Regions from separate parts of the Homo sapiens genome. Here region 2 is linked to region 1. Evidence: chromatin loops called from intact Hi-C (ENCODE). Cell type or tissue: testis. All regions are shown on one strand. Links, peaks and the distances in the headings refer to the core of each region. The heading gives the core; the rest is flanking DNA. Region 1 has its middle 27 kb from the start of ARL8B. Region 2 overlaps BHLHE40-AS1 (BHLHE40 antisense RNA 1).

The links. Peaks named below come from ENCODE experiments on the same cell type or tissue, not always from the same donor. Only the 100,000 strongest peaks of a DNase experiment are listed, where the experiment ranks them.
Region 2: it touches region 1 in a loop (6-fold over the local background); 1 of 110 quality-filtered maps calls a loop at or near these places.

What each region holds. Positions count from the first base shown.
Region 1 is chr3:5,087,930-5,103,383 of GRCh38, reverse strand. It overlaps the pseudogene CD24P5. Among named protein-coding and RNA genes, the nearest start is that of ARL8B, 27 kb to the left of the region's middle. In testis, for the core only: no CTCF peak of the experiment used is centred there; no DNase peak of the experiment used is centred there; H3K4me3 peaks cover 786 bases.
Region 2 is chr3:4,891,154-4,906,607 of GRCh38, reverse strand. BHLHE40-AS1 (BHLHE40 antisense RNA 1) reads left to right here. Exons shown (of 3, transcript NR_125916.1): 2 at 5,911-6,067; 3 at 7,909-9,799. Among named protein-coding and RNA genes, the nearest start is that of BHLHE40, 81 kb to the left of the region's middle. RefSeq lists enhancers at 1-113, 1-456. In testis, for the core only: no CTCF peak of the experiment used is centred there; a DNase peak (open chromatin) is centred at 6,787; H3K27ac peaks cover 2,969 bases.

The DNA.
Region 1 (15,454 bases), core at 3,620-8,619:
GTGCCTGTAGTCTCAGCTACTCAGGAGGCTGAAGCAGGAGAATCAGCTGAACCAGGGAGGTGGAGGTTGCAGTGAGCCGAGATCGCACCACTTCACTCCAGCCTGGGTGATAGAGCAATGTTAAGAAAACACTGACAAATAGAGCCAGTAAAGACCATGAAGAGAGGGTTCTTATTCTTTTATGCCTGATAATAAAAGAGACTCTACAAAAACTACAATCTCACACAAAGGCCATGTCAACCTGACACAAAAAATACTCCTGCAAGGACATCTGCCCAGTAACTGCCTGTCCAACCTCAGACTGGCATCACCCTTGCTATTGATCTTTGTAGCCAAGGATGGTTCTTTCAAAACAATTATGTAATCCTCTTCATTTCTTTCCTTTAAAAACCTTTTTCTTCCTTTACTTCTCTAAATACACACACAGTTTACTATGGTATGTATATTTCCATCCCAGTGCTCTATTCCCAAATATCTTTTTTCCTTTAGAGAGCCTCTCTCTGTTAGTTAGGTTGACAGCATTCAGGTATGAAGCAAAAGGAGTATTCATTCACATACGCAGTAGCTTCAGATCTGTTTGATCTCGTCTCCATGTAGGTTCTGGAGATGGGAAAAAATGACATTGGTTATCAATACTACTGTGGCCATATTTGTTACTGCAACGTCTAAGCTTCTATGCATGACCCTGCACTCAAGACTTCAGAAATGTCTGTTTTTTAAGAGATTTCTGTGTGTAGAGGCAATTGTAAAATATTTACTGCAGAAACAAGCTCACTTTTAGGCTTGGGACCAGGTTCTTTGTAAAAATATTGCCTGATAACCAAACAATATGTTTTCAGTGTGGCTGTTCTGATCCATTTTTAAAAGATATTTACAGAGTGAATATTAATTTCTTTCTGAATTTAATGCAAGACAGCTTCCAGTTTTCACCTCCCAAATACTTGATTTACAGTTTTGTCTCCTTCACATTTTTCATTTTTGCCCTTTCTTTCTCTTTCCTTTCTTTCTTCATTTCTTTCTTTTTCTTTCTTTCTTAGACAGAGTCTTGCTCTGTCACCCAGGCTGGAGTGCAGTGGCACCATCTCAGCTCACTGCAAACTCCACCTCCCAGGCTCAAGTGATTCTCCTCCCTCAGCCTCCCGAGTAGCTGGGATTGCAGGCACGCGCCACCATGCCCAGCTAATTTTTGTATTTTTAGTAGATACAGGGTTTTGCTGTGTTGGCCAGGCTGGTCTTGAACTCTTAAGTGATCCACCTGCCTCGGCCTCCCAAAGTGCTGAGATTACAGGCGTGACCCACTGTGCCTGGCCTTCATTTTTGTCTCTTTAATGTCAAGATTGGTTATTTTATCTTCAAAACAGATGATTTTTTTTTTTTTAGATTGAGTTTTGTTCTTGTCACCCAGGCTGGAGTGCGATGGTGCTATCTCGGCTCACCAAAACCTCCGCCTCCCAAGTTGAAGTGATTCTCCTGCCTCAGCCTCCCGAATAGTTGGGATTACAGGTGCATGTCACCACGCCTGGCTTTTTTTTTTTTTTTTTTTTTTTTTTTGTATTTTTAGTAGAGATGGGGTTTTGCCATGTTGGCCAGGCTGGTCTCGAACTCCTGACCTCAGGTGACCCACCTGCCTCGGCCTCTGAAGTGCTGGAATTACAGGCATGAGCCACCATGCCTGGCCAAAGCAGATGATTTTTTAAATTATAAAACGTATTCAACATATGCAGAAATACAAAGAAGCATTTTGAAATTATTTGAGGTCAACAAAATTCTACTCTTTGGATGCAGCTTAGCTAAATAAATTGGGTGCTCTTGTTGAATGAAAATAGATGATGGGAAATGCCTACCATTTGACTTTATGAGGATAAGCAAGAGTTACTCATGATGCTTGAAGCTGGGGGTAAATTCTATTAATAATCCATGACTGCCCTGGCACATGTCAATTACTACATAAAAGGTCACATGCAATGTCAAATCCAAAGATTTGGAGAAAAAAAAAGTGTTTAGTTCCCAAGAGAACAGTGATAGCTTAACAACGTAAAACATCTAGGTATAAAAGCATTAAATTAGTACTGTGAAAACAATACATTGAGGACTTACAGTAATACCTGGAAGTTCCTTCTGAGGTACATATAAACAGAATCACGGAAGAAGCTTTTCATTTTACCTGTTTTATGGCCTTATAGATTTCATGAACCAAATGGAAATTGAATCTCTATTCCACATCCCATCCTTTATCTCTAGATAAGACAAAATCAATACCTGCTTTTTTTTTTTTTTTGAGACTCTCATTCTGTCACCCAGGCTGGAGTGGAGTGGCATGAGCTCAGCTCACTGCAACCTCTGCCTCCCAGGTTCAAACAATTCTCCTTCCTCAGCCTCCTGAGTAGCTGGGATTACAGACATTCACCACCACACCCAGCTAATTTTGGTATTTTTAGTAGAGAGGGGATTTCACCGTGTTGGTCAGGCTGGTCTCCAACTCCTGGCCTCAAGTGATCTGCCCACCTCGGCCTCCCAAAGTGCTGGGATTACAGGCATGAGCCACCATGGCTGGCCTCAATTCTTTTTTTCTTTCTTTTTGAGACAGAGTTTCTCTCTTGTTGCCCAGGCTGGAGTGCAATGGAGTGATCCCAGCTCACTGCAACCTCCACCTCCTGACTTCCAGCGATTCTCCTACCTCAGCCTCCTGAGTAGCTGAGATTACAGGTGCATGCCACCACGCCCAGCTAATTTTGTATTTTTTTAGTAAGGATGGGGTTGCACGACGTTGGTCAGGCTGTTCTTGAACTCCTGACCTCAAGTGATCCACCTGCCTCAGCCTCCCAAGGTGCTGGGATTACAGGCATGAGCCACCGCACCCTGCCTCAATTCTTATTTTTAAGGCAGAGTTTTAGTGTCCACATTTGTTAAGCCACATACAAGGAAATCATGTCTCAACTAATTTTGGATGTTGCCTGTCTTCATCTTGTACATGAAACTCCAGCAGATACACTATTGGCATTCATCATCTTGTCAAACCCTTCACACATTCTTCGAGCCAATCAAATTTAGGGTTTTTTGTTGTTGTTGTTACTGTTGTTTTGAGACAGAGTCTCACTCTGTTGCCCAGGCTGGAGTGCAGTGACACCATCTCGACTCACTGCAACCTCCGCCTCCTGGGTTTGAGTGATTCTCCTGCCTCAACCTCCCGAGTAGCTGGAATTACAGGCATGTGCCACCATGCCCGGCTAATTTTTATATTTTAAGTAGAGACAGAGTTTCATCATGTTGGCCAGGCTAGTCTTGAACTCCTGACCTCAGGTGATCTGCCCGCCTCTGCCTCCCAAAGTGTTAGGATTACAGGTGTGAGCCACCACTCCTGGCCTCTCAACAGTTTTTATGTCAATAAAAGAAGGTGTGGGATTAGTAGATTTGACGACGATTTGTTTTTTCCTTGTCACATTGGACTTCTAGATGCCATTTAAAATGGGTTTAGAAGATGGGGACATATAGATGTTTCTTGGCCTGAGTCTCCTAACATTAGAGGTGGGCGAGAGAAAGCAAGACTAGGAGGAGACTGGCTGTTGACTCCAAGGCACTGCCAACCACCTTGGTAGTGGCATTAGCTGGATTTGTGGCTGCTGAAGTATTCCGGGAGGAGTTATCTGAAAAATGTTATGATTTGAAAAATTGTATGATTTGAATGAATCTATGTGTGTAGGAGCAGTGCCAGAAGCGGTAGCCCCAGCCTGCGCCTGTCCACCATTGCTCTGCTGATGTCCCCTCCTTCAGTGTGGTGGCTTGTCTCACCGGATGCTAGGTGTGTGGAGAACTACTGGCTCCTAACAGATGTCCCCTGGTCACTCTTAGGTAACAAAACATCCTGCTGTCACTTTAAATCACTACACACATTTCAGGTTCAGTAACAAATAGTCTAGTCTTCTGAAATTAAAATGCAGGCTGGGCACGGTGGGTCACACCTGTAATCCCAGCACTTTGGGAGGCTGAGGTGGGCAGATCACCTGAGGTCAGGAGTTTGAGACCAGCCTGGCCAACATGGTGAAAACTGGTCTCTACTAAAAACACAAAAATCCAGGTGTGCCGGCAGGTGCCTGTAGTCCCAGCTACTCGGGAGGCTAAGGCAGAAGAATCGCTTGAACCCAGGAGGTGGAGGTTGCAGTGAGCCAAGATTGTGCCACTGTACTCCAGCCTGGATGACAAGTGCAAAACTTCATCTAAAAAAAAAAAAAAAAATTACAACGCAGCCATAAAAAAGGACACAATCATATCCTTTGCAGCAACATGGATGCAGCTGGAGGCCATTATACTAACCAAATTAATGCAGGAACAGAAAACCAAACACCATGTGTTCTCAGTTGTAAGTGGGAGCTAAACTGGGTACTCATGGACATAAAGATGGGAACAATACACACTGGGGACTACCAGTCAGGGAGGGAGGAAGGCAAGAGTTGAAAAACTAACTGTTGAGTGCTGTGCTCACCACTTGGGTGATGGAATGAATTGTAACCCAAATCTCAGCATCACGCACATACCCATGTAACAAACCTGCACATGTACCCCCTTGAATCCAAAATAAAAGTTGAAATCATTTAAAAAAAGACATTTAAAAAATCAAAAATCGCATTTCACGTAAAATGTTTCCCATAGCCCTCAGTTGGAGCCAGCTGCAGATTGGACATTTGGGAAGGGACAAAGGGCAAGCTCGGCTGCTTCTGTTTCCTGATGTATTCATTTGCTAGGGCTGCTGTCACGATGCACCACAATCTGGCTGGCTTAAGCAACAGAAATGTATTGTCTCACCATTCTAGAGGCTTGAAGTCCAAGACCAAGAGGGCAGCACACTTGTGTTCTTCTGAGGGCTGTGAGGAAGCATCTGTTCCATGCCTCTTCCTTAGCTTGTGGAGTTTGCTGGCAATCTTTGGCATTCCTTGGCTTGTACACGCATCACCCCAATCTCTGTCTTCACCTGACATTCTCCCTGTGTGCATGTCTCTGTGTCCAAATTTCTCCTTTTCGACATCCTATTGGGTTAGGGTGCACCCTAATGACTTCCTTGTCGTTTGCTTGGACTCTATAAAGACCCTATAAAGACCTTATTTCAAATAAGGTTACAATCTGAGGTACTAGATATTAGGATTTCAACATATCACTTTGTGGGGATACGATTCAACTCATTGCACCTGCCTAACCAGCTACTCCTAGCCTTCCATGTGGAGGATGAACATGTAATTTATCATCCAGAATGGGACCCTCTTGAGATTGAAAGAGGGTGCTATTAATAATTACCTCAGGACTGCAGATGTAAATCAGAAGTGTCCTGGGCAGGTCGGGTATGGTGGCTTACGCCTGTAATCCCAGCACTTTGGGAGGCCGAGGCAGGTGGATCACTTGAGGTCAGGAGTTCAAGACCACTCTGGCCAACATGGTGAAACCCTGTCTTTACAAAAATACAAAAAAAAATTAGCTGGCTGTGGTGGTGCATGCCTGTAGTCCCAGCTGCTTGGGAGGCTGAGGCAGGAGAATCCCTTGGACCCAGGAAGTGGAGGTTGCAGTGAGCCAAGATCACGCCACTGCACTCCAACCTGGGTGACAGAGCGAGACTCTGTCTCAAAAAAACAAAAAAGTGTCCTGGGCAAACTGGGGCATATGGTCACCCTGCCCATGAAGCATCAGATCTAGTGGAGGTAGAGAGTGGGGTGTAGGCTAGAGAGTAGTTAGGGGGGCCAGGAAAGTGTTGAGTTGACCAACATTGCCATGATAGATGCTGGCGCTTGCTGGGCTTGGCAGATGTTTATGGCTGGCTCGCTCCTTCATGGGGCATTGGAAAGGTCTCACCTGTAATTCACTGAATTTAGGCAAATGTCTCTCTATTCCAGCTGGTGGCTTAAGAATTTCCTTTACAACCCAGAGTATCTAGTTTATCTTATTTCTGCTGACTTCTCCTCATCCCACCAGAAGGTCTCCATGGAAAAGATCTAAGGCAGCTCTACCTCAGTTCTCTTTGGCAGGCCATCCACATATGGTCCCCTGGGACAAGGAATACTTCCCCCACAAACCATGGGCACAGGATGACCCCAACATGGCAATGTCTCTTTGTTCGTTAGTTGGAACAGTTAGCCAGCCCTGGTACCACACATTTTATTTTGTCTTTTTATTTTTTTAGAGACAGTTTAACTCTTTCAGTGGCACGATTGTAGCTCACTGTACAGCTACAGTGACTGAGCCCTTGGGCTTAAGCAGTCCTCTTGCCTCAGCCTCTAGAGTAGCTAGGACTACAGGCGCGTGCCACCACGCCTGGCTAATTTTATTTCTTAAAATTCTTTTGTAGAGACAAGGCCTCACTGTGTTGTGCAGGCTGGTCTCCAACTCCTGGCCTCAAGCAATTCTCCAGCCTCAGTCTCTCAAAATGCTGGGATTGCAGCGACTGTGTTTGGCCTGCAACTTTTAGATTGCTCAGACAGGAGTCTACTGTGTCCGCAGCCCCTGTGAGTGATTCCTTTATAGCCCCTTTTTCTAGGTTTGAGATGACAGGCTGGCACCCCCCCTCCCCGCCCCCCACCCTTCTCATTGTTGGGGGGAAGGTGGGGAAAGGATCCACTCATCATCAACTCCTTCCAAATCCTGTCTTTTCCTGTAGTGTTCCTCTTTTGACCCTTTTCATACCCTCAGTGGGGGCGAAGGGCTCAGCATGTCAAAGCCAACCCTTCTGCAAGCCCTGCATGAGGATCTCACACATCTCGCTGACATGTGACATCTGTCTCTGTGCTTCAGCCAAGAGCAGAACAAAATGCTTCCATTCCAACCCTCCCTTACTGGGTATCATTATTAAGCTCGAAGCGAGGCCCTGTGAAGGTAGGGATTGTCTTACTCAACGCGGCATCCCCAGTGTCCCAGGACCGACCCCTGGCAGGGGGCCTGTAAATGTCTCCCAATGAATGGAAGAATGGCTGGTTTCCAGTCTGAGACATGTGGACTCCTCTCCTTTGACAACGCTTCAGTTTGATTTTATGAACCCCCTAAAGCAATCTTTGATAATGGAATAAAGAGACAGGCCTAGAAAAGCGAGCTGTAAATGAACTCCAGCCCAGCTTCGGAGGGGACGCATGTGACTCCCCGCACCACCCCCCACCCCCGCCCCCCGCTGCCTAGGGAAGGTGGCAGGTCAGGCGGAGCTGACACGCGCCCCAGCCTGGGCTCCCCGTGGGCTCCGCGCCTGCGCGCCGCCTTTTGGTTCCAGCTGGTGGTCGCGGGGCGCACTGCAGGGGCTTCTGCCGGCAGGAGGACGCGGGAGCAGCGCTCTGACGCGCAGCGGGGTTGTCTGGGGATGCTCGCCGAGGTTTTCATCCGTTGCCAAGTCAAGTTCAAAGCCAGGCTGGAAGCTTTCAGGATAGACACATCCGTCCAAAACACCCTTGGCGTTGACAAGGCCGAGGCAGGCGGTCTGCTCTGCCGATGTGCTAGGGGAAAACGGATTCAGAGCGTCCAAATAAAACGCTGTTGATAACATCGGGTTCTTCACGCTGCTCTGGGGCCAAAAATAAGCTATGGAATACAAGCACTGGAATAGATCTTTCAGATTTTTTTTTTTAGGAGTTCATTATTATTTTAATGGTTGCTTGTACGAGAAAATAAAGGCATTTGGGGAAATAAATTTTGATACGAGAGGGTGTTTTTGCTTTGTTTTGTTTTTTTGAGATGGAGTTTCCCTCTCGCTCTTGTTGCCCAGGCTGGAGGGCAGTGACACCGTCTTGGCTCACTGCAACCTCCGCCTCCTGGGTTCATGCGATTCTCCTGCCTCAGCCTCCCAAGTAGCTGGGATTACAGTTATGCACCATCACGCTCAGCTAATTTTGTATTTTTAGTAGAGACGGGGTTTCACGATGTTGGTCAGGCGGGTGTCGAACTCCTGACCTCCCATGAAAGGGTTTTTATTTTTACTTTTTAAATTTTTAGTAGGGACAGGGTGAGCTATGTTGCCCAGGCTGGTCATGAACTCCTGAGCTCAAGCAGTCCTCCTGCCTCAGCCTCCCACAGTACTGGAATTACATGCATGAGCCACCATGCCCAGCCTCAAAAGATATTTTTATTTTTATTTTTAAATACAGACACGATCTTGCTATGTTCCCCAGGCTGGTCTTGAACTCCTGGGCTCAAGCAATCTTCCTGCCTCAGCCTCCCAAAGTGCTGGAATTACAGGTGTGAATCACCACCCCTGGCCTCAAGAGGTATTTTTAAATAAAACGCCTTTTATAACATGTAATAGAAGTGGTGTCTGATTGTTGTAAATGCATGGAAGAGCCCAGATGTGTATAATGTAGACGATACAAATTGTCATCCCCTTCCTTACCCTGTGGCGTCACTCCCTAGAGGTAATCACTGTTGACAATTTAATGAATTTCTCTTCATAAAAATAATGACAATAATAGCAAGAAATGGATCAAGTACTCATTTTTGTGTCAGGAACTGTGCTTTTATCCTTTCTTTGTGGTAGATACTTTTTCTTCGCCCCAAGACGGAGCTTCACTCCGTCGCCCAGGCTGGAGTGCAGTGGCGCGATCTTGGATTATTGCAACCTCCACCTCCTGAGTTCAAGCGATTCTCCTGCCTCAGCCTCCTGAGTAGCTGGGACTATAGGTGCACACCACCGCACCCGGCTAATTTTTGCATTTTTTAAGTAAAGACGGGGTTTCACCACATTGGACAGGCTGGTCTCAAACCCATGACCTCGTGACCTGCCCACCTCGACTTCCCAAAGTGCTGGGATTACAGGCGTGAGCTACCGCTCCCGGCCTGTGGTGGATACTTTTAATACTCCTGCTCTGCAGATGTAAAACCCAAGGCTTAGGGCAAGTGGGTAAATTCCTGAGGTGGTATTGCCTTTCATACATTTTTCTCATATACAAAAATATATTATGTGAGTACATCTATATGTGTTTATATATACTTCAAATTAATGAGATTTTCTAAAATGAAGTTAACTATAATGTACTGTTGTGAAACTTGCCATTTGCACTGAATATAATGTAGGCACCTTTATGTAACAATTTATGATTGTGTTTCATTCCACTGAGCAAGATGATCTCTATAAACTTCAGTCTCCCTGCAGTTTCCCTGTTATTATCAGCGTGAAAGTTAATCTGTGTATGTGAAGTACCAGGCTGGCACATAGTAGGTTCTCAAGAAATTACAACTATTAACATTACAATTAGCATTTACTAGTTAATGTGCAGGTGAATCACCACTGAAAGATATGCTTTTTGTTTGTTTTAATTTAATGTGATTGTCCTAATGCAAGTAAAATCCGCTGGTTTCAAACCATCTGCCAGCTGTCTCTGGATGTGTTACTTTGAGAGTTTGGTTACTGTGGGCTCAAAGAGAAAAGAGAAAAAATAGACAGCTGGGAATGAATGTTTAAGGAACTGTCTAATGAGGCTTAGAAAAGCAAACAGAAAATGCAAAAACAAGTGAAATCCTGAGAAGAAATCTGACAACAGGAGATCAAGTCTGAAGGCCTTTGCCCCATCTATATCCCTTGAGATCATTTCCTGGCTCTAGATGAGGTGTACTCAGAGCCCATCATCTTAGTGAGCCTTTAGTGAGAAGCTCTCTCAAGAGAGCTCAGTTGCCAACCTGGAATAGTAACGGACATGCTCATTTTTTGTTAAATCTCTAGAGTACTACTGCCTAATAAATTAGTAAATTGCAGTTTGTTCCAATAGCAGACGTTGCAAATGGAAACCACTAATTTTTTTTTTTTTTTTTTTTTGAGACAGAGTTTCACTCTTTTTGCCCCGGCTGGAGTGCAATAGCATGATCTCGGCTCACTGTAACCTCCACCTCCTGGGTTCAAGTGATTCTCCTGCCTCAGCCTCCAGAGTAGCTGGGATTACAGGCATGCTTCAGCACGCCCGGCTAATTGAAACCACTAATTTTTAAGCTCAAACAGAGGTTTCCATCATTACAAGAGGCAGGGATTCTGGATGCTTCTAAGTAGAAAATAAATTTGACTTTTTTTTTTTTTTTTTTTTGAGACAAGGTCTTGCTCTGTTGCCCATGCTGGAGTACAGTGGTGCCATCTCGCTTCACTGCAATTTCTGCCTCCCGGGCTCAAGCGATCCTCCTGCGGCTGGGACTATAGGCGTGTGCCACCACGCCCAGGTAATTTTTTTGTTTTTGGTAGAGAAGGGGTTTTGCCATGTTCCCCAGGCTGGTCTCGAACTCCTGAGCTCAAGTAATCCACCCACCTCAGCCTCCCAAAGTGTTGGGATTACAGGTCTGAGCCACCACACCTGGCCAAATTCAATATATCCTGCTAATTTCTTCTAGCTTCTGCTAAAATTAAACAACAAACTTGGAATCCTTTGAAATTGTAGTTTTGTTTAACTAACATTTATTGAGCACCTACTATGTGCCAGGTAGCGTTCTAGAGGCTTGTGATATCAGAGAACAAAACGGAAACAAAACAAAAAACCCTTAGAGTTTCTACCGTAGTGGTCTGAAGTTCAAATGGCCAGGAAAACAACAGTTCCTGATGACCTGTTTTCAGCAACACAACCTTTCTGTGGCATACATAGTAATTTAATAAAAATAATAATTCCTTATGCTGATTTAACCAGTATGGATTGCCTCATGATCCCTGGGCTAGTAGAAATTTTATGTCTTTGTTTTTGAAATTGAATTAGAACCAGCTCACAGCCCCACATATTAGGATTAGAAGGGAGTCTGTTATTTGTCTCTCAGGACGTTCTCCCTACCTAGGTACGTCAGGAATCCTGAGGGGACCTCAGAATCCAGGAAGGATGTCTGCTAGGCTTCCCCCAGGAAGGGTGCTGGTCCCCCAGTCCAGGGTTTACTAGGGCTCTAATGTTCCAAACTTCTACTCAGTGTCATTGCCAGAAATTAGTCACCCGCTCATTACAGGTGTGATCCAAAATATTTAACCATCAGTATATCACAGGTGCCAACCAGTCAGAAGACAAGCCAGCCATAGTGCTGGTGTGGGGTCCTGGTACCTCCACTGTGCCTGACATTAACCTTTCATCACTGGATCATAGGATATAGGGAGGAAGGAAACATGTGAGTAGCCAGGATAGAGGGGCCACTCAGGAAAGGAAGGATTGAGGCAATGGTTATTGACCAATCATCACAAAAGTTTTTAACCATTACGAAAGTATTTAAGTATGTTGACTAACCATATAGCCACACCTTTGTGTATTGGTAAATACTAGCCCTGCCACAGCTTGCCTATGAAGTGGGGCTGCTGGCTGTGGGAGTGGGTGCTTGCTTGCCCAATTCCCTGCTCTAGACAGTAGGCCCTTTGAAGAAAGGGGGATCATGTCTGTTCCTTTCCTTTCATGGCAATTTGGACCCAAACAGCTCTTCACTATACCCCACAATCTTTTTTTAGAGACAGGGTCTCACTCTGTCACCCAGGCTGGAGTGCAGGGGCATAATCATACCTCCCTGCAGCCTCAAATTCCTGGGCTTAAGCAATCCTCCCCTGTCTCAGCCTCCTGAGTAGCTAGGACTACAGACAACCGCTACCACACTCGGTGAATTTTTTAATTTTTAATTTTTTTTTTTTTTTTTGAGATGGAGTCTCACTCTGTCACCTAGGCTGGAGTGCAATGGTGTGGTCTCAGCTCACTGCAACCTCCACCTCCTGGGTTCGAGCGATTCTCCCACCTTAGCCTCCAGAGTAGCTGGGACTACACCTAACTAATTTTTGTATTTTTACATGCCACCACATCTGACTAATTTTTGTATTTTTAGTAGAGACGGGGTTTCACTATGTTGGCCAGGCTGGTCTCAAACTCCTGACCTCATGATCCGCCCGCCTCGGCCTCCCAAAGTGCTGGGATTACAGGCGTGAGCCACTGCTCCCAGCCAATTTTTAATTTTTTTAGAGACAAAAATCTTGCTATGTTGCCCAGGCTGGTCTTGAACTCCTGGCCCAAGTGATCTTCCTGCCTCAGTTTCCCAAAGTGCTGGGATTATAGGCATGAGCCACTGCACCCAGCCCACTCTATAATCTTTGAACCCAGCCTTCACAGACATCTCTGCAGACATCCTCCCATGAGGCCAATCCCTCCTTAAAGGGACTGCCCCTGTGTGGGCTCAGTAGGAATCTGTCCCCTGACGGAAATGACAGCACTTGCCAGCTTCTCCTTTAAGTTCTTGGATATAAAAGCCTGATCCCACTCCAGCTTTCTAGGTAATGGCATAGACTCCACTCCTTCTAAGAATGGCTGTTCTAAAGTCCTTTAGGCACAGGGTATGCCTATGTCCTATACACACACAGTACACCCATTTAAGAAAGTTACCTGTATTACAGTGGCTCTCAGTCTTCAACGTGCACACAGGTCACCTGAGGGAACTATTAGAATGAAAAGTTCCAGGGATTCACCCCTAGAGATTCTAGTTAGTTAGGTATCCAGTGGGACACAGGTTTTAAACAAGATCTCCCTTCAACAGGTGGATCTAATGCAGATGGTCAGAGGGAAACAAACAGCAGGTGATTATTAGCAGAGATTTCAGCTCTATTTGTAAGTCACTTTGTGTTTGCAAAGTAATGACAGAGGCGTTGCCCTCTCCAAAGCCCTAAGTCAATTATAAACCATAACTTTGGTTGTTATATTTCACTCTGTTAATCTGTTTTCCTTAAGTCATCCACAGCAAACATGGCCAGATATTCCTTTTAAGATTGGAGATACCTTAAGGTTATCTCAAAGATATAAGGGAATTAGAGGTAGCATGGTACATTTCCCCAGCCGTGCAGTCCCATTGCCTCCTAGTGATTGTTTGATCTCTAGGAGTGATGGATTCAGAGTGAAAATGGCAGTTGGAAATGTTAACCTTTTAGTCCCTCTGTATGGCTAAAATTGTGAACACATGGGGCAGATATTATCTTTATTTTTTGTTTGTCTAGAGGCAGCCTCACCCCCTGCCCTTCAAGCGTCCCCTTGACATTTTCTATGCGTGCCCTTTTCCTCTGCTTTAGTTGTTGTGAACTTTGTCAGCATTCAAGACTGCGGCTCCCATGTGATAGTCCCTGAGATCACATGTAAAGGAATACCTATCCTAACCGTTAGAAGCCACTGAAATGAATCTGGTGGCTGACGGTCTTCCTTACATGCCACCCTGAACTTTCTTGTTGGGGATGCAAGGCAGGACCAGAATGAGGCCACCTTACGTGACTCTTTTTTTTTTTTTTGCGACAGACTCGGCTTTGTTACCCAAGCTAGAGTGCAATGGCACAATCTCGGCTCACAGCAACCTCCGCCTCCTGGGTTAGAGCACTTCTCATGCCTCAGCCTCCTGAGTAGCTGGGACTACAGGCATGTGCCACTATGTCCAGCTAATTATTATTATTTATTTTTTGGAGACATGGGGTTTCCCTATATTGGCCAGACTGGTCTCGACCACCTGGCCTCAAGTGATCCGCCCACCTCGGCCTCCCAAAGTGCGGGGATTACAGACGCGAGCCACTGTGCCTGGCTACATCACTCTTGTTCTAAGGAATTCGTTTAAAAATGTACAGCTCACAGAAAGTTAATAATAAAGACATTACTGTTAGCAAGGAACTTTCATCTCTGTCACCCCCTTCCCTCTCATTTCCCATATATGACATAGACCTCCTGTTCCTATGAGGAAACTTCCTCTAAAGCAAAGTTCTCAACCCTGTTGGGGCACTGAGGTACATTTGAAAATATGTGGAGGCGATTTTGGTTGTTAAGTGACAGGCCCACCATTCAGGGATACTGAAGAGTTTACAATGCATACAACAGTCCAACCGAGACCTGTCCTACCCACCATACTAAGAGCAACCATTAAACACCCCACTCGGCTGTCATTCCTGCCTCAGATCTTCTTTCCTCCCAGCCGCAGGAAAGGAGTAACTTCTCTAATTGGTGTCTTTGGGAGAAGGAATGAGCGGAGCAGCTCAGCCCCTACCGGGATGTGTTCTTTGGAATCTGGCAACCCAAAGAGAGGGTGAACTAGGGCCTGCTCTTTGCTGGATGGTCAGCTGCCCAGGTAGGCTCTGCCCTGTTGGGAAGACCTGAAATCCATCTATACCAGACGCTGGTGGGAAAATCTATTAATGGTAGTGGAGTGTTACCAAGCCCTTTGGATCACAGTTCTGAAGTCATGTTTCCAGTCCCTTTTATCAGTGACAGAGATGACATTTTCATTTCCATTTGTTTGTCTCCCATATCTTATTTACCAATTGTTTTGAACTGGGAAGGGAATCAAGGAATGCTATTTAATTGGCTCCAACATGTAAAAAAAAGTTTGAGAGTAAAGAGAAAATATCACTGTATGTAAATGTTAGTGACTCTAGATTTTCCAGTGATTTTAAATTTTTAAAATATGTCATAACCACTTAGATTTATGTTATTCATATGGATTTCAGGACATCAAAATGGTATTTTTATTTTTTTAATTATGCCTAGTTTAACTACAAAACAGACTTGAGGCTGCTTTTAAAGAATGCATACAATTTCATCAGATTTTCTTTCTTACTTAAAAATATAATGGAGTAGGAAAAACAAGGCTCCAATAATAAGATAAAGCCAATAAAGTATTAGTACACTAAAATGCATGCTCTTCAGTCTTCCACATTTATTAAAAGTAGTGGCGAGCTAAACACTAAACTTCCTGGTGGACAAAGGAAAATGGAAAACACAATTATTTTCAAGAGTAACTGGCCAGGCGCCGTGGCTCACGCCTGTAATCCCAGCACTTTGGGAGGCTGAGGCGGGCAGATCACCAGAGGTCAGGAGTTTGAGGCCAGCCCGGCCAACATGGTGAAACCCCGTCTCTACTAAAAATACAAAAATTAGCCAGGCATGGTGGTGGGCGCCTGTAATGCCAGCTACGCAGGAGGCTGAGGCGGGAGAATGGCTGGAACCCAGGAGGCGGAGTCTGTAGTGAGCATGATCATGCCACTGCACTCCAGCCTGGGTGACAGAATGAGACTCTGTCTCAAAAAAAATAAAATAAAATAAAAGAGTAACTTTGCCCATTGAATGTAAGATTAAAATAGATTTTAACTAATTATATATCAGTGTACCAGTCCTCAGGAGAAAGTCAAGGGGTATTGGCTAATATAATGTATATAGCTCCAAAAACATCCCTAAAGAAAATGTAACAGCGAGTTGGCTTCAGCTGTTTCTTATGGGTTCCTTCAATGCAAGCCATGAGGATCATGCCAAAGCATAATTTAATAAAAGGGCTCCTTCAGGGACCAAAACAATCCAAGAAAATTGCCCTCTGACGGTCTGGCTTGATGTCCAAACCTACAAGATCTAGATTGTTTTGCCTTTTACACACATTTTTGAATAGCAGCTATTATTTCCTGTATATGATAAATGATTAGATTCTATTCTGCCAATACCCCATCATCCATACTAATAAGGTAATGCAAAGACATAAATCATTCCAAATATTGGGC
Region 2 (15,454 bases), core at 3,854-8,853, 200 kb after region 1:
AGTGCAAAGACAAGTCATTGCTACCTGGTGATTGGCGTTTGGCTTATAGTCAGCAGCCTACGCTGGGCTAGAGAGAAGGGGTGGAAAGCAAGCTTGGCTTATAGCCAGTGCTGTGTATGCAGCCATATAGTGAATGCCTTCATTTGCACCCTGAACTCTGAATAGTCACTTTTAAAACATCCATCTGTCATCCATCTAGTGAGGTCAGGAGAGTGGCTGCTTAACTTCTGGGGTGAGTAATTCATCTACAGATTCACCTACCCCAAGCAAAGTGGGTAATATTTAAATTCAAAGCCTGCATTTGTTCTACAGAAACCACTTGCAGAGTCCGCTGCCTTGGTAATGTATTGCCCTAGGCAACTGCTTGTTCTGACTCTGTTCTTTTCCCAGCTGGAGTCATTGTTTGGACTTATTTGTATGAGTTAATGCTTCTTGGGTACCCAGAAACCTATTCCCAGAGCTCACTCATTAGTCAAGTTGGTTTTTTTCACTAATCAATTATGTTCTCTTTAAACTAGCTAATCTGAAGTAAAGCAAGTTAACTAATTTGGAGAAGGGTGTTTAAATCATTGTAATATAATGTTTTCATGAAAAGTGCTTCTGTGAATGAGAGTCAGGTTGTGTATGTGGATGATCCAAGAGGTCCTGGAATTTGAAGACTGGGTCCTTAGCTTGTGTTCCCACCTAGACATTTTCTTTCTTTCTTTCTTTTTCTTTTCCTTTTTTTTTTTTGAAACAAGGTCTTGCTCTGTCACTCAGCCTGGAGTGCTGTGGCGAGATCTCTGCTTACTGCAGCATATACCTCCCAAGCTCAAGCTATCCTACTACCTCAGAGTCCTGAGTAGCTGGGACTACAGGTGTGCACCACCACGCCAGGCTAATTTTTTTAATTTTTTGTAGAGATAGGGTCCCACTATGTTGCCCAGGCTGGTCTTGAACTCCTGGGCAAAAGCAGTTCTCCTGCCTCAGCCTCCCAAAGTGCCGGGAATACAGGTGTGAGCCAACATACCCAGCCCTCACCTAGACTTTCTTCCCTCTTCACGTGTTCTTCTTTGACAGCTGTGTCACAGAAACCGCTTCTACCCTTGTTGAAAGAAGAAACTGTGAAATGCCAGGACAATAGGTGTGCAGGGGGTGGTGAACTTGACATACATGAAATAGTTAAAGAATGGGCAGGACCGGTCGGGCAGCTTGACTCGGCAGTGTGTATAATCATTACTTTGTGATCATTTTTATAGTCGCCATCTGCTTACTAATAATGTTTTTAAAACAGGACCTTAATTCAACCTCTAGAGATTGCTTGTGTTAAATTATTTGGTCTATCTCACAACTGGTGAGAACTTTTCAAAGAAAATTTTTTAATTCATTTACACAGACTTGAATGTTTAAATTAGAGGAACATATCATCACTTTTATTTTAGTCACAGTTTCCTTCTCTTGTTTTGATGTGCTGTTTGACTTTTTGCCTTGCCAACCCAGATTCAACTGTCTTCAAAATATCTTCAGCTATCATTTAAAAAATCAGCTTTCTTTTCTTTAGATAATTCTGCAACATGAAGAATTAAAACAATATTGTCTAGCTGTGCTGTTGACTCTTGCGCAATCTTCAGGAAGCTAAATCATTTTCATGTGGCTGCTTAGGTTTTAGAGCAAGGTTCCCATAAGCATGTGCTCTTTTTTGGAGAATGAATGATGATAACTCTGTCTGTTTTTCTTTCCTATTCTTCGTGATATAGAAAATATAAGCTGTACAGAGGATATAAATTACTAAGAGTCTATATGCCTTTAAAAATGCATCTCCTAGTCAAAAGGTTTGTATAATTTTTGTTGAACAGTACAGTTTAGGAAAAGAAACTATAAATCTATAAAACTGATATCTATCAAAATATTTTCTATGAGTTCTAATTTTTTCTTGTCCATCTGTTGCCACAAACTTACAAATGAGAAATAGCAATTATTATGAAAGCACAAAAACCAAAGAGTGCTTCCTTCCAGTTTTGGAATAGGTTATATTATTTTGTATGTCTTCATCTAAGGATGTAAAATATCATTGGAAACCTCAATGACTCTATGAGGTAGATAATTTTGTATTGTTTTACAGATAAAGATAATGACATATTAAGAGGTTAATTAAGTCCTGGGATCATATTGTCACACCCAAAGGTGGATTTTAAAGTTCAAATTCAAGGATCAGAAGTACAATTGGCCACCAAACCACTTCAATAGGAATTTCCAGATTCTGACACCAAGGCTACATTTGACCTGAGGATCTGAAGTTTGACTGGCCAAAATTTTTCTCCATCTCTCCTGTCTTCCCTCCATTTAATCAAATACACTGTAGAATGAAAAATAGGTTTTGTAGCTGTCTTGCTCTCCCAAAGCTTTCATCTGTAAAACAGAGATTATAATACTAATGCTTATCTCACAGAGTCATTTTGAGGAGGAAATAATAACATGTAAAGACTTTATTATACGCCCAGTAACTTAGTAAGTACTGGACAGTCAGCCCTCCATATCCCCAAGTCTGCATCCAAGGACTCAACCAACCTCGAGTAGAAAATATTCAAAAAAATACAGATAAAAAATACAAATAAAAAACAGTGCAATATAACCCTATTTACATTGTATTAGGTATTATAAGATTACTTATAATTTAGAGATGATTTAAAGTATACGGGAAGATGTACATAGGTTACATGCAAACACTATGCCATTTTATAAAAGAAACTTTAGCATCTTGGATTTTGGTATCCATGAGGGGGTCCTGGAACCAATCCCCATGGATGCTAAGAGATCACTAGAAATGTTAACTACTATTATCATAATGATCAGCAAATAAAAGAATGAAATGAAGGGCGTCAAAACCTCTTACTTGCAGAAGGTTAAAAGAATGCTTGCTAGCTGGTGGGTGTGGGGATGAATGCTTATAGTACCAGCTACTCAGGAGGCTAAGGTAGGAGGATTGCTTGAGCCCAGAAACTTGAGGCCAGCCTGGGCAACATAGTGAGAAAGTGTCTACTTTTTTTTCCAAAAGACTGGAAGGAAGAGAAGACTCTTCTGTAGACATACAAACCTTGCAGCAGAAATTCTATCGATACTATTATTTTTATCTACCTACCTATTACCTAGCTAATATCTGTATATCAATTATCTGTTATTATCTATTTTCTACCTGTTATTATTATTGTTTATTACCCTATTATCCAAGAATAAAGTTTTTATCCTGTAATTGTCCCATTTACCCATGGCCAATTGACAAGGACCAAAGACTTTATCACAGAGATAACAGAAGAAACACTGAAGTGGTAGCCAGCAACCACTTATGAAATTGCCAATATTTGATGTCATTTTAACTAAATAAGCAGCAATTTCATATGATTCAGCCTAATAGACCTTGAATCCAGATACATCCAGGCAAAGGATTCAAAACCAAATCAAACAGTCTATTTTCTACTGTTTCTTCTCACTTATTTCCAAAATGTGAAACAACCATATAGTAAAAAACAATAGAATAGGAAATAGTGATTCACCAGAGCTGTTGGAAGTTTAGAAAGTATTGATATAATTAATTCAATACAATTTCAGTTGGTTGCTTTTCCATTTTCAAAAGCCATTTTAGATGTAGGAAATGACATTTTCTAAATATAAAATATAAGTAAATATCACATTATTTTTTAAAAAAAATTATAGCTATTTCTAGCATGAAAGCCCATTCTCTCTCTCTCTCTCTCTCTCTCTCTCTCTCTCTCTCTCTCTCTCTCTGTTGTTAAGACAGGGTCTCACTCTGTCACCCAGGCTGGAGTGCAGTGGCCCGATCATAGCCCACTGCAGCCTTAATCACCTGGGCTCAAGAGATCCTCCCACCTCAGAGTTGCAGGTAGCTGGGACCACAAGCCTGTGCCACCACATCTGGCTATTTTTTCTTTTTTAATTTGTTGTAGAGACAGGATCTCACTATGTTGCTCAGCCTGGTCCTTTGTCTCTAAATGGGATACAGATATTTGAACAGTTTATCGTAGATCAGCTTTACTTTTACAGGACAAGGTTATTTTTAAATAAAATTCTCTACTGCCTTAGACTGTATATTCTTGTTATGTGTTAAATATCTCTATTTTTGAAGAGAATTTTAACAAGATAATTTTATACCTCCTTCTCGCTGTTTTCTGCTTCCTTAATTGGTCACCTAGCTAATGGAGCTTTCTATTTGAAACATTGCAGCTTCCCTGTCAAGGGGACGGAGTCAACATGCTGTAATTATAGCTGTCTTCGAGGGTTGGATTATTATTCTGTCTCTCTGACTTTCATATAAACAGAGCAGCTACCCATTGTAGTGTATGTGCACTGTTCACCCAAACAGAGTAAACTCAGCCTGCTAACGACATGACGTGCCCTCCAACACACAATTACATTTCACGGCAGTTCAGAGGTTTTCCAATGTAACATCTGTAATACAATTTTCCCTGCCAAAGTTTTACAAATCGCACATTCTGGCAAATGATCAGCGATACCGAATCAACACTATTATTCACAGCTGGATCTCCTCAGGAAAATAAGTTGGAATATTAAGCTGAAGTTTTCTGAAAAGCTCCCATGGTACCTTTGCTGAAGAGATGTTAAACCAAACAGCTCCTGATATGGAAACAGCGGTTTGAACTGTAACTCAGTTAGATAACTTAATAGGGGAAGGCTATGATGTCATGATGCAGGAAATGACTAAACTTTTTTTTTTTTTTGAGACCGAGTCTCGCTCTGTCACCAGGCTGGAGTGCAGTGGTGCCATCTTGGCTCACTGCAACCTCCAACTCCCTGGTTCAAGTGATTCTTCTGCCTCAATCTCCCGAGTAGCTGGGATTACAGGGACGCGCCACCACGCCCAGCTAATTTTTGTATTTTTAGTAGAGACAGGGTTTCACCATGTTGGCCAGGATGGTCTTGATTTCCTGACCTTGTGATCTGCCCGCCTCAGAAAGTGCTGGGATTATAGGCATGAGCCACCACGAAATGACTAAATATTGCTTTGCAGTATTCCTGGATTTAGGGAGGGGGTGTGAATGGCATTGTGTGGGCACTGATGGTAACCCAGGTCAGTGAGACTTTAAAGGGACCATTACTTTGTCCTTCTTTCTGGAGTTTCAGGCATTAAAAATGTTAACTTGTGGCTGGGCATGGTGGCTCATGCCTGTAATACCAGAACTTTGGGAGGCCAAGGCAGGAGGATCACTTGAGCCTGGGAGTTCAAGACAAAGCCTGGGCATCATGGTGAAACCCTGTCTCTACAAAAAATACAAAAATTATCCAGGAGTGGTGGCATGCACCCCTGTAGTCCCAGCTGAGAGGTGGGAAGATCCCTTGAGCCTAGAAGGTTGAGCTACGGTGAGCCATGTTGCTGCCACTGCACATCAGCCTGGGTGACAGAGCAAGACCCAGTCTCAAATAATAAAATAAAATAAAGTGTTAACTTGTCCAAGATCCTGTTTCACAGCAGTCATTGATGAGACAAATGAAACATTTTGGGACACCTTAAAAAAATCCCATCAGTGTGGCAGAGCTAGTTTTATTATCCCACTTCCTAAAAAGCCATGAGACCTCATCAGCCATGGAAGAATCTATGTAAAGCTGAAGGAATTTGGCCCTTTAATGATGCACAAAGACGTATGCATGGATTTTGCAAGTTCCTACTTTCACCTTTATAAATGCTGGGTTTCATCCATGTTTTAATTGACTGGAGTTTTAAACAAAATAAATACAGATACCATAGTGTGTAATTTTAGAGATTTTTTTAAGTACAAAAATGTATTTGGGCCCCAAAATGTATTTGGACTATGTGCTGCAATTGATCTTTCACCATATGAGAAATCCAGGCCCCAGCTGATTTTTTGGAGTTAAGAATGATTTTTTACATTTTTAAAGGGTTGCAGAAAAGGAAGAAGAATCAGCAGAGAGCATTTGTGGCCAGCAAAGCTTAAAATATTTCCTAACCGATCCTTTGCAAAAAAAGTTCACCCACTCCTGTAGTCAGCAGCTCCCCTACTGTGCGCAGTCAGTGTGCCATCTCAGACTAGCAAAGGTGAGTAAAACCATCCCTGCCCCTAATCAATTTACAATCTGCATCCTCAGGGCAAGAGCCTAGTAAGCAAAAGGCAAAATAAGATGGCGCCAGATAAGGGCTTCAAAGGAAGAGAGACCAGGTTTGGTGGGGAAATAGGGGGTGGCTTCTTAGCAGGTTTTCTTTAGATGAACCTTGAAGATAAAAAGAGATTTTGATGAATAAGGGTGGGTGAGATGCAGAGGGGGTCAGCGCTGTGTCCTGGAACCAGTGAGTGATTCCATTTCAGAAGCACCCGGGGAGGCTAAAGGGTAGATTCTAAGGCCAGAAAGAGAGGAGAAGGTCGTAGGCTGGAGACCATGATGAGGAGTGTATACAGAGGGAGAGAGGAGAGATTCCTGCACTTAGAGGCCAAAAGGACAACAATTTGCACTTTTACTTTGGTGTCGGAAAGAACCGTAGTCTCATATGGTTACACGGAAGTGTTTTATGATAATCAGTGAAAAATGAGGAAAATAGTCTCTCTTAGGCTGAGCACCTAGGAAATGAGTGGCTCTTGGCTGTAAGTCAATGAACAGCATTAATATATGCAGTTACCAAGTCATCATTAACACATAAAGCACTGCAGGGTTTCAATCGATTCATCAGAATTCTTGAAAGTCCTATTTTAAGGCAGTTCAAACAGAGGCGAGGCAGCTGAACCTGGTGAGGCTGCCAGGAACAGCGAGTTCTGCCTCTGAATTTGCTCCTGACTCAGTGCCTGACCTTGGGCAAGCACTCAACGTCTCACTATCTCAGTTTCCTCAGCCATAAAATGGGGATAACAGACCTTAGCCACCTCATAGGAGTGTCATAAATGTCTGCAAAAACCTTTCAAGGTAAGTGCTCCTGGAAACGGACAAGGTGGGGAGGGTTCTTTTTCAATCGTCTAGGCGGGAAAATGAGGTTATCAAAATTAAAATAGGAGACTACTTTGTGAAACAGAAATGATTGTGGATAAATGATGCAAAGCCGACAGATGATTAAAGGTACCCATAGTCTACCAGTTAAAATCTCTGTCAGGATTTTCTAAATTAACGTCAGGACATCTTCTTTGTTGTTGTTTAAGGATGGAAGAGAATATTAAAAATCAGACAGGACCACCTTAGGGTATGTGGTCTCACATATCTGTTCTATTTGCTTTTTCGAAGCTTAGAATATTCTGCTCAATTCTCTGGGTATTACTCAGTTATAAAGGTGCAGAGGGATGCATCTCCTTCTGCACTTTCTTTACTCTGTAGATTTTCCTAATCTGTCCTAGAGAGGGACTGTGGCAGGGTCTGCAGACAGAAGGGCTGCCTTGTAGCCAGCCATCTTTGTATGACCTCTGCCATTGGCCGTTGGTGGCCGAGAAAGACACTGAAGTCTCTCGAGAAAGCTGAAGACCCAACCCTGAGATGTACCCACACTGCACCTGGAGCAGACAATTGGGCTAGAAGACAAGTTCTGCTCTGCTCTGGAAAGTGTGAGTGGTAAAATATTTATTAGGATCCTGCTGAGAAGACTTGCCATTTTAACCTTCTCTCTCTCTCTCTCTCTCTCTCTCTCTGTCTCCTTTTCTTTCTTAAATAAATTTTTACCTTACAGTTGTCCAGAGAGGAAAGACAGGCCAAAATAGTTCAGTATGCTGTCTTACTGGGAGGACAACAGCTTAAGCCACAAAGCCCTGAGTTTGACCCTAGAACTCTGTGGCTACTGGTGACTCATCTTGAAAATTATCAGATTGAATCTTCTCTACCGGTTTGATAACAACTGATGAGTGGAAAAAGAACGCCAATCAAATGTGCATGCTTAATAAGCAGCCTCCTTATTCCCCTCTGCAGATTTGTGCTTGGATCATCTACACTTCCCTGAATGTTGAAGAAGATATGCTATCCATGCAATCCTTGTCGACTGCTTGATTAAAAAGTGGATAAACTGTCTTCAGGCCCTTGGAGTATGGTGTCTGTGTGAAGAAGGGAATGAGGCAGAAGTAGCAGTCAGTGGTGGCTGAAGTAGGAGAAAGTGCTTGCTAATGAAATCTTGATTTTTCTGTGGCTTTTCTGTGCAATTGGGTGGCTAAGTAGGAAAGCCATTGGAGCTTCACTGTATCAATTCTGCCTTTCTTGTTTTTTGGAACTCCAATTCACCAAGGCTCCCTGCCACCCTATCCATCTATAACTTTTCATCACTTTTTCCTCAAAGTAAGAAGTGTGTCCCAGAAAATGTGCCTTTGTGACTCAGCAACATTTCAAATCCATCTGAGCCTTCCCAGCGTTCCAAAAGAAATACTGATTTGAATTCAGCTGCTTAAAAAACCAGTCTCTAAGCAGACAGCTTGAAACTTCCTTACAGCAATAGTTTAGGCTTTGGAGGGGAAATTGGTTTGTTTTTAATTGTTTTAATTTTTCATTCAATTCATTTGCCGCCTGATTATATATGATCTTTTGAGCCCAATACTCTGCTAAATTAACCTTGACTTTCTTTCTCTCTTTCTCTCTCTCTCCTTCTCTCTTTCTTCCTTTCTTTCTTTCTTTTTGACAGAGCCTTGCTCTGTCGCCCAGGCTGGAATGCAGTGGCACAATCTCAGCTCACTGTAAACTCCGCCTCCAAAGTTCAAGCAATTCTCCTGCCTCAGCCTCCTGTGTAGCTGGGATTACACACGCCAGCCACCATGCCTGGCTAATTTTTGTATTTTTAGTAAAGATGGAGTTTCACCCTCTTGGCCAAGCTGGTCTCGAACTCCTGACCTCAACCTTGGCCTCTCAAAGTGCTGGGATTACAAGCATGAGCCACCATGCCTGGCCTTACCTTGATTTTTTTTTTTTGAGACAGAGTCTCACTCTGTTGCTCAGGCTGGAGTGTAGTGGCTCGATCTTGGCTCACTGCAACCTCCATCTCCCGGGTTCAAGAGATTCTCCTGCCTCAGCCTCCCAAGTAGCTGGGACTACAGGTGTGGGCCACCACGCCTAGCTAATTTTTTATATGTTTACTAGAGACAGGGTTTCACCATGTTGGGCAGGCTGGTCTTGAACTCCTGACCTCAGGTGATTCACCTGCCTCGGCCTCCCAAAATGCTGGGATTACAGGTGTGAGCCACCACACCCGGCCCCTACCTTTGATTTTTAAGTCAAGAGGGAACAAGTCGAAATTTCTATTCAGGTAAACTGTATACCTTTGGACACTGAATCACTTTTAGAACCCCAGTAAAAATCATGTATGAATGACCCACAATTTCACTCCAACAGGAAGGTGTGTATATGTGCACAAAAACATTAGATTGTTCACACCGGTGCTATTCATAATAGTCAAAAACTGGAAACAACTCAAACATCCATCAACTGTAGAATGGATAAATAAATCATGATATATTCATACCATGGAACATAACAGTGACAATAAATGAACCACTGCTACACACAACAGATATGAATTTCACAAACAGAATGCTGAGCAACAGAAGCCAAACACAGAAGGATACACATTTATAAATCCATTTGTATGAAGTTCATAAACAGACAAAATTAGTCAGTGGAGATTATTCTCATAGAAGTCTGAAGGGTAGTTGTCTTTAGGGAGGGGGATATAGTGACTGAGGTGGGTATAAGGGGTTTCTGGGGTTTGGTGATGGTACACCAGCATATTCACTCTGAAAACTCATTGAGCTGTGCAATAATGATTTTTCAAACTTTTATATGTGTATGATAATGCTTCAATAAAGCTTTGCTTAAAAACACGCATAGTCATTGCTATGGTGTGAATGTTTGTGTGCCCCCGTTCACCAAATTCATAGGTTGAAATCCTAACCCCCAAGGTGATGATATTAGGAGTTGAGGTATTTGGTGATGATTAGATCATGAAGGTGGGGCTCTCATGAATGAGATTCATGCCCTTATGAAAGAGGCCAAGGGAGCTGGTTCACCCCCTTCTGCCACGTGAGGACACAGTGAAAAGATGGCCATCTATGAACCAGTAAATGGGTTCTCACCAGAGACAGAATCTGCCAGCACCTTGGTCTTGGACAGGTCAGCCTCCAGCAGAGTAAGAAAATTAAATTCTATTTATAAGCCACACAGTTTATGGTATTTTACTACAGCAGCCCAAATGGACTAAGAGAGTCATTATTATCAGGTATAGTTTAGTGTTACCACTTTTCATCAGAATGAAACTGATCAAATATTGTGTGAATGCTTTTGAGGTGCAAATGATAGGAGACCCAACTCAAAATGATCGAAGGGATTGGAAAACTTTTCCTTTAAAGGAATAAATAGTAAAGATTGTAGTTTCTGCAGGCCATGTGGCCTCTTGTCTTAACTACTCTGTGTTGTTGCATGAAAACACCCATAAACAATGGGTAAACAACTGAACATGCCAGGGTTCCAATAAAACTTTACCTGCAAAAACAAGTGGTGAGCAGGATTTGTAGTTTGCTGACCTCTAGTTTAAACAATCACTGAATTTACCATCATACTAGTAACAAGAAGTTCCAGGCAACGTAAGCTTCAGGGTTAGTTGATTCAGCAGCTTCACATCTCAATCCAGGAACTCAATTCATTCCATCTGCTTGCTCAGCTTTGTGCGGGCTGTGTTCCCAGTCTTGGTCTCTCCCGGTCATGAGATGACCACAGCCCCCCACACATCATGTCTTCACATAAGAGTGTCTAAAGGCCACAAATGTCTCTTTCCTGTGTCCCCTTTCTAGGAGCATGGAAAGCTTTCTTTCTTTCTTTCTTTCTTTCTTTCTTTCTTTCTTTCTTTCTTTCTTTCTTTCTTTCTTTCTTTCTTTCTTTTTTTTGAGACAGTCTTGTTCTGTCACCCAGGCTTGAGTGCAGTGGCGTGATTTTGGCTCACTACAACCTCCACCTTCTGGGTTCAAGCGATTCTCTTGCCTCAGCCTCCAAGTAAGTAGCTGGGATTACAGGCACCCGCCACCATGCTCGGTTAATTTTGTATTTTTGGTAGAGACAGGGTTTCACCATGTTGGTCAGGCTGGTCTCAAACTCCTGTCCTCAGGTGATTGGCCCATCTGCAGCCTCCCAAAGTGCTGGGGTTACAGGCCTGAGGCACCGCGTCTGGCAGGGAAAGCTTTTTTAGATGCCTCCTAAAAGATTTGATTCACTTCCTAAGACTGAGAAAGCAGGTGAGGTGTGTGTGTGAGTGGTTGTTTTTAGGCAGGCAACCCACATCGTGATCTGCATTCATTTCCTATTGCTATGTAACAAATTGCCACATAGCTCGCAGCTTAAAACAACATACAAACTACCTCCCAGTTTCTGTGGCTCATCCAAGCAACGCTTGAGGTCCTCCATGCAGGGTCTCACAAGGCCACAATCAAGGTGTCACGAGGCTTTTCTTCTGGGGCGTGGAATCCTCTTTCAAGCCTATGTAGTTGTTGGCAGAATCCAGTTCCTTGCAGCTGTGGGATGGAGGTCCCTGTTTTCCTGCTGGCTGTCAGCTGGGGGTCACTCTTGGCTCCTAGAAGCCACTCACAGTTCCGTGCCCACCACATGCCCCTCGCCATGAGACACCTCACTTCTTTAAGCTCAGCTGGAGAATGGCTCTATCCAATTTGCTAAGAGGGTCTCATATAATGTAATCTAATCAAAAGAGTGAAATGGATTATATTCACAGGTCCTGACTGCAGTCGAGGGAGGGGGATTAAACAGCACACAGGAGCACCCCCAAGAGACCCAACTCAAAATGGTTTAAGCCAGAGGCTGCAAACTTCCTACAAAGGGACAGATAGTACAGATTGCAGGTCTTTCAGGTCATCCAGCTTCTCCTCTCAACTACTCTGTGTTGTAGCACAAAAGCAGCCATAGATAATACATAAAAGCAAATGGACATGTCTGTGTTCTTTTTTAAAATTATTTTTATTTTTTGAGACGGAGTCTTGCTCTGTTGCCCAGGTTGGAATGCAATGGCACAATCTCAGCTCACTGCAACCTCTGTCTTCTGGGTTCAAGCGATTCTCCTGCCTCAGCCTCCTGAGTAGCTGGGACTACAGGTGCGGGCAACTACACCTGGCTAATTTTTGTATTTTTACTGGAGACAGGGTTTTGCCGTGTTGGCCAGGTTGGTCTTGAACTACTGTCCTCAAGGAATCTGCCCACCTCAGCCTCCCAAAGTGTTGGGATTACAGGCGTGAGCCACTGTGCACAGCAACATGGCCGTGTCCTAATAAAACTCAAGTGAACTTGGAGGCCATCCCAGAATTCTGCCTAATGATAGCTCTCACCTGAAAAATTAAATCAGATAATATAACAGTAGAACACTACACACTTAGAAGAGGAAATATGCTGTATTTGGCATATTCTTTGCTTGGAGGATAGACATTTAAAACACAGCTCCTTAAAACACAAAGTTTTTTTTTGTTTTAACTTTTATTTTAGGGGTACATGTGATGGTTTGTTACATAGGTAAACTCATATCACTGGGGTTTGTTGTACAGATTATTTCATCACCCAGGAATTAAGCCCAGTACCCAATAGCCATCTTTTCTAATCCTGTCCCTCCTTCCACCCTCCACCATCGAGTAGACCCCGGAGTCTGTTGTGTTCTGAAGACCCCAGTCCTTCTTTGTGTTCATAGGTTCTCATCATTTAGCTCTCACTTATAAATGAGAACATGTGGTATTTGGTTTTTTGTTTCTGCATTAGTTTGCTGAGGATAATAGCCTCCACCTCCATCCATGTTCCCCCAAAAGACATGGTCTCGTTCTTTTTTATGGCTGTGCCGTATTCTATAGTGTGTATGTACCACATTTCTTTATCCAATCTGTCACTGATGGGCATTTAAGTTGACTTTGCTATTGTGAATGTAAAAATGTTTTTGTTAGTGTGAAGAGTGCTGCAATGAACATTCATGTGCATGTGTCTTTGTGGTAGAATGATTTCTATTCCCCTGAGTATATACCCAGTAATGGGATTGCTGGGTTGAATGGCAGTTCTGCTTTTAGCTTTTTGAGGAATCGCCATCCTGCTTTCCACAATGGTTGAACTAATTTACACTCCCATGAACAGTGTATAAGCATTCCCTTTCCTCTGCAACCTCACCAGACTGTTGTTTTTTTACTTTTTAATAATTGCCATTCTGACTGGGTGTGAGATGGTATCTCATTGTAGTTTTGATTTGCATTTCTCTAATGATCAGTGATATTGAGCTTTTTTCATGTGCTTTTTGGCCACATGGATGTCTTCTTTTGAAAAGTGTCTGTTAATGTTCTTTGCCCACTTTTTAATGGGGCTCATAAACACAAAGTTAACCTGAAAGTCCTGAAGAATCAATTTTTTAGTTTTGCTCTTGTTGCCCAGGCTGGAGTGCAATGGCGCAGCCTCGGCTCACTGCCTCCTGGGTTCAAAGGATTCTCCTGCCTCAGCCTCCTGAGTGGCTGGTATCACAGGCACGCACCACGATGCCTGGCTAATTTTTTATTTTTAGTAGAGATGGGGTTTCACCATGTTGGTCAGGCTGGTCTTGAACCCCTGACCTCAGGCGATACACCCTCCTCGGTCTCCCAAAGTGCTGGGATTACAGGCATGAGCCATTGCGCCCAGCCTGGATTCTGGCTTTTACTCTATGCTTCAAAGCATACTCCAAGATTATATTTAAAGATTATCTAATGGCTTATTCTAGTGCTCTCATGATTTTATTTCCCTTTTGCTCTTTCTAAAAATGTTAATTCATCTGGAATTTATCATGGTGAAACATGTAAGGCTTGGATACAACTTTCTCATTTTTTTCCCCAGAGGGCTACTCAGTTGCTCTGACATTGTTTATTGAACAGACTATCCTTTTCCATTGGTAAGTGGTGGCATTTTATCATATACTAAATTTCTTTTTGTATTTGAGTCAATTTCTGGACTTTGCATTTATAATTCATCGAGTTGCCTTGTCTATTCATATACCATACCCTTTTACTTTTAGAGCTTTATACTATATTTTAATATCTGATACAACTAAAAAACCCTTGTTTTTTTATTTTCAGGATTTCTGAATATTCTTGCTTCTTTATTTTTCCATATTATAATGAGCTTGTATAGTTTTTAAAAGTCCTTTTTTAAAATTGAGCTTTTGCATTATAGATTGGGAATAATTGACATCTTTACATAGTTAAGTCTTTTTATCTAAAAATACATACATCCTTCCATTAGTTCAAGTTTTCTTCTGTGATCCTCAGTGGCATTTTAAAGTCTTTTCATATAGCTCTTGTTCACTTCTTAAGCTTAGGAATTTAGTCTTTTTGTTCTACTATAAATAGGGCCCTTCTATTTTTAACCCCATGTTGTTTCAACGATTCTTAAAAGCCAAAAAAAGCATTTATTCTATCTTAATAAATGAACTTTCGTAAACATATAAGTAGCAATAGGACTTGTAAGTTAGTTCTGTCCTAAATAGTTCACTGGTTGGAAGAAAACAAACAAAAACCTTTCCCAAATTCATGCAAGTAAAATGATATTAAGAATACATTAAAATGTCTCTTCTTAAGACCTTTTTTTTTTTTTTTTTTTTTTTTTGGTAGAGACAGGGTCTGGTCATGTTGCCCAGGCTGCTCTCAAACACCTGTCCTCAAGCAATTTCCCCACCTCATCCTCCCAACGTGCTGGGGCTACAGGTGTGAGCCACTGCACCTGGCCTTACAATTGGTTTTTGACTGACTTTTGAATCTTAAAATGGGATCCATGTAATTTTCTCATTCTTACAAGTCACTCACTCTTCACATTTTGCCTATTTTGGGTACACATATTATTTCTCAGGGTGTTCTATTAACTGTTAACCTCTCCCTAGGGGAAGGCTGGTAGCTCAGCTGGTCTGATTCTGTCTCACCAATATCTTAGGACACAAATGTTTCTAGGAAGTAGAGCTCCTAGATCAAGCAGAAGAGGCAGCTGATGCCTCCCTTTCTTCCACACTTGCAGGTTCCCATCATCATAACCTGGCAAAGCAGTCATAGCCTGGGAAAGCAGTACTTACGGAGGAAATTAAAGCTCTACCCAGAACTGAGAACATTTCCAAGGTCAGCTACAAAGAAGAAAGGTGGAAGCCCTTTTAGAAGACTCCCAGATTTGTAACCTGGGAGGATGCAGGATACAGGAGTGAGTTGTTCTGGGAGGGGAGCCTGGAGCTGGGAGAATACTGGTCTGTGTAGCCCTACGATGGAACAGCCTCATGGAATGGGAGTTTTCCGTCAGTGAGTGGCCATGTTGGAGGCTTGCGTCTCATTCTTGGACTCAAGTTGCTTGGCTCTGACTTTGGAAGAACAATTGATAGGGCGGGGAGGGACTAGAGGCTATAATCTCCTTTTCCTAACACCCCAAAGCCCCCTTACAGGCAAAAATTCTACCTGTAACATTTTCTTGGCTTAATTGGTAGTATCTATATTTATTGAAG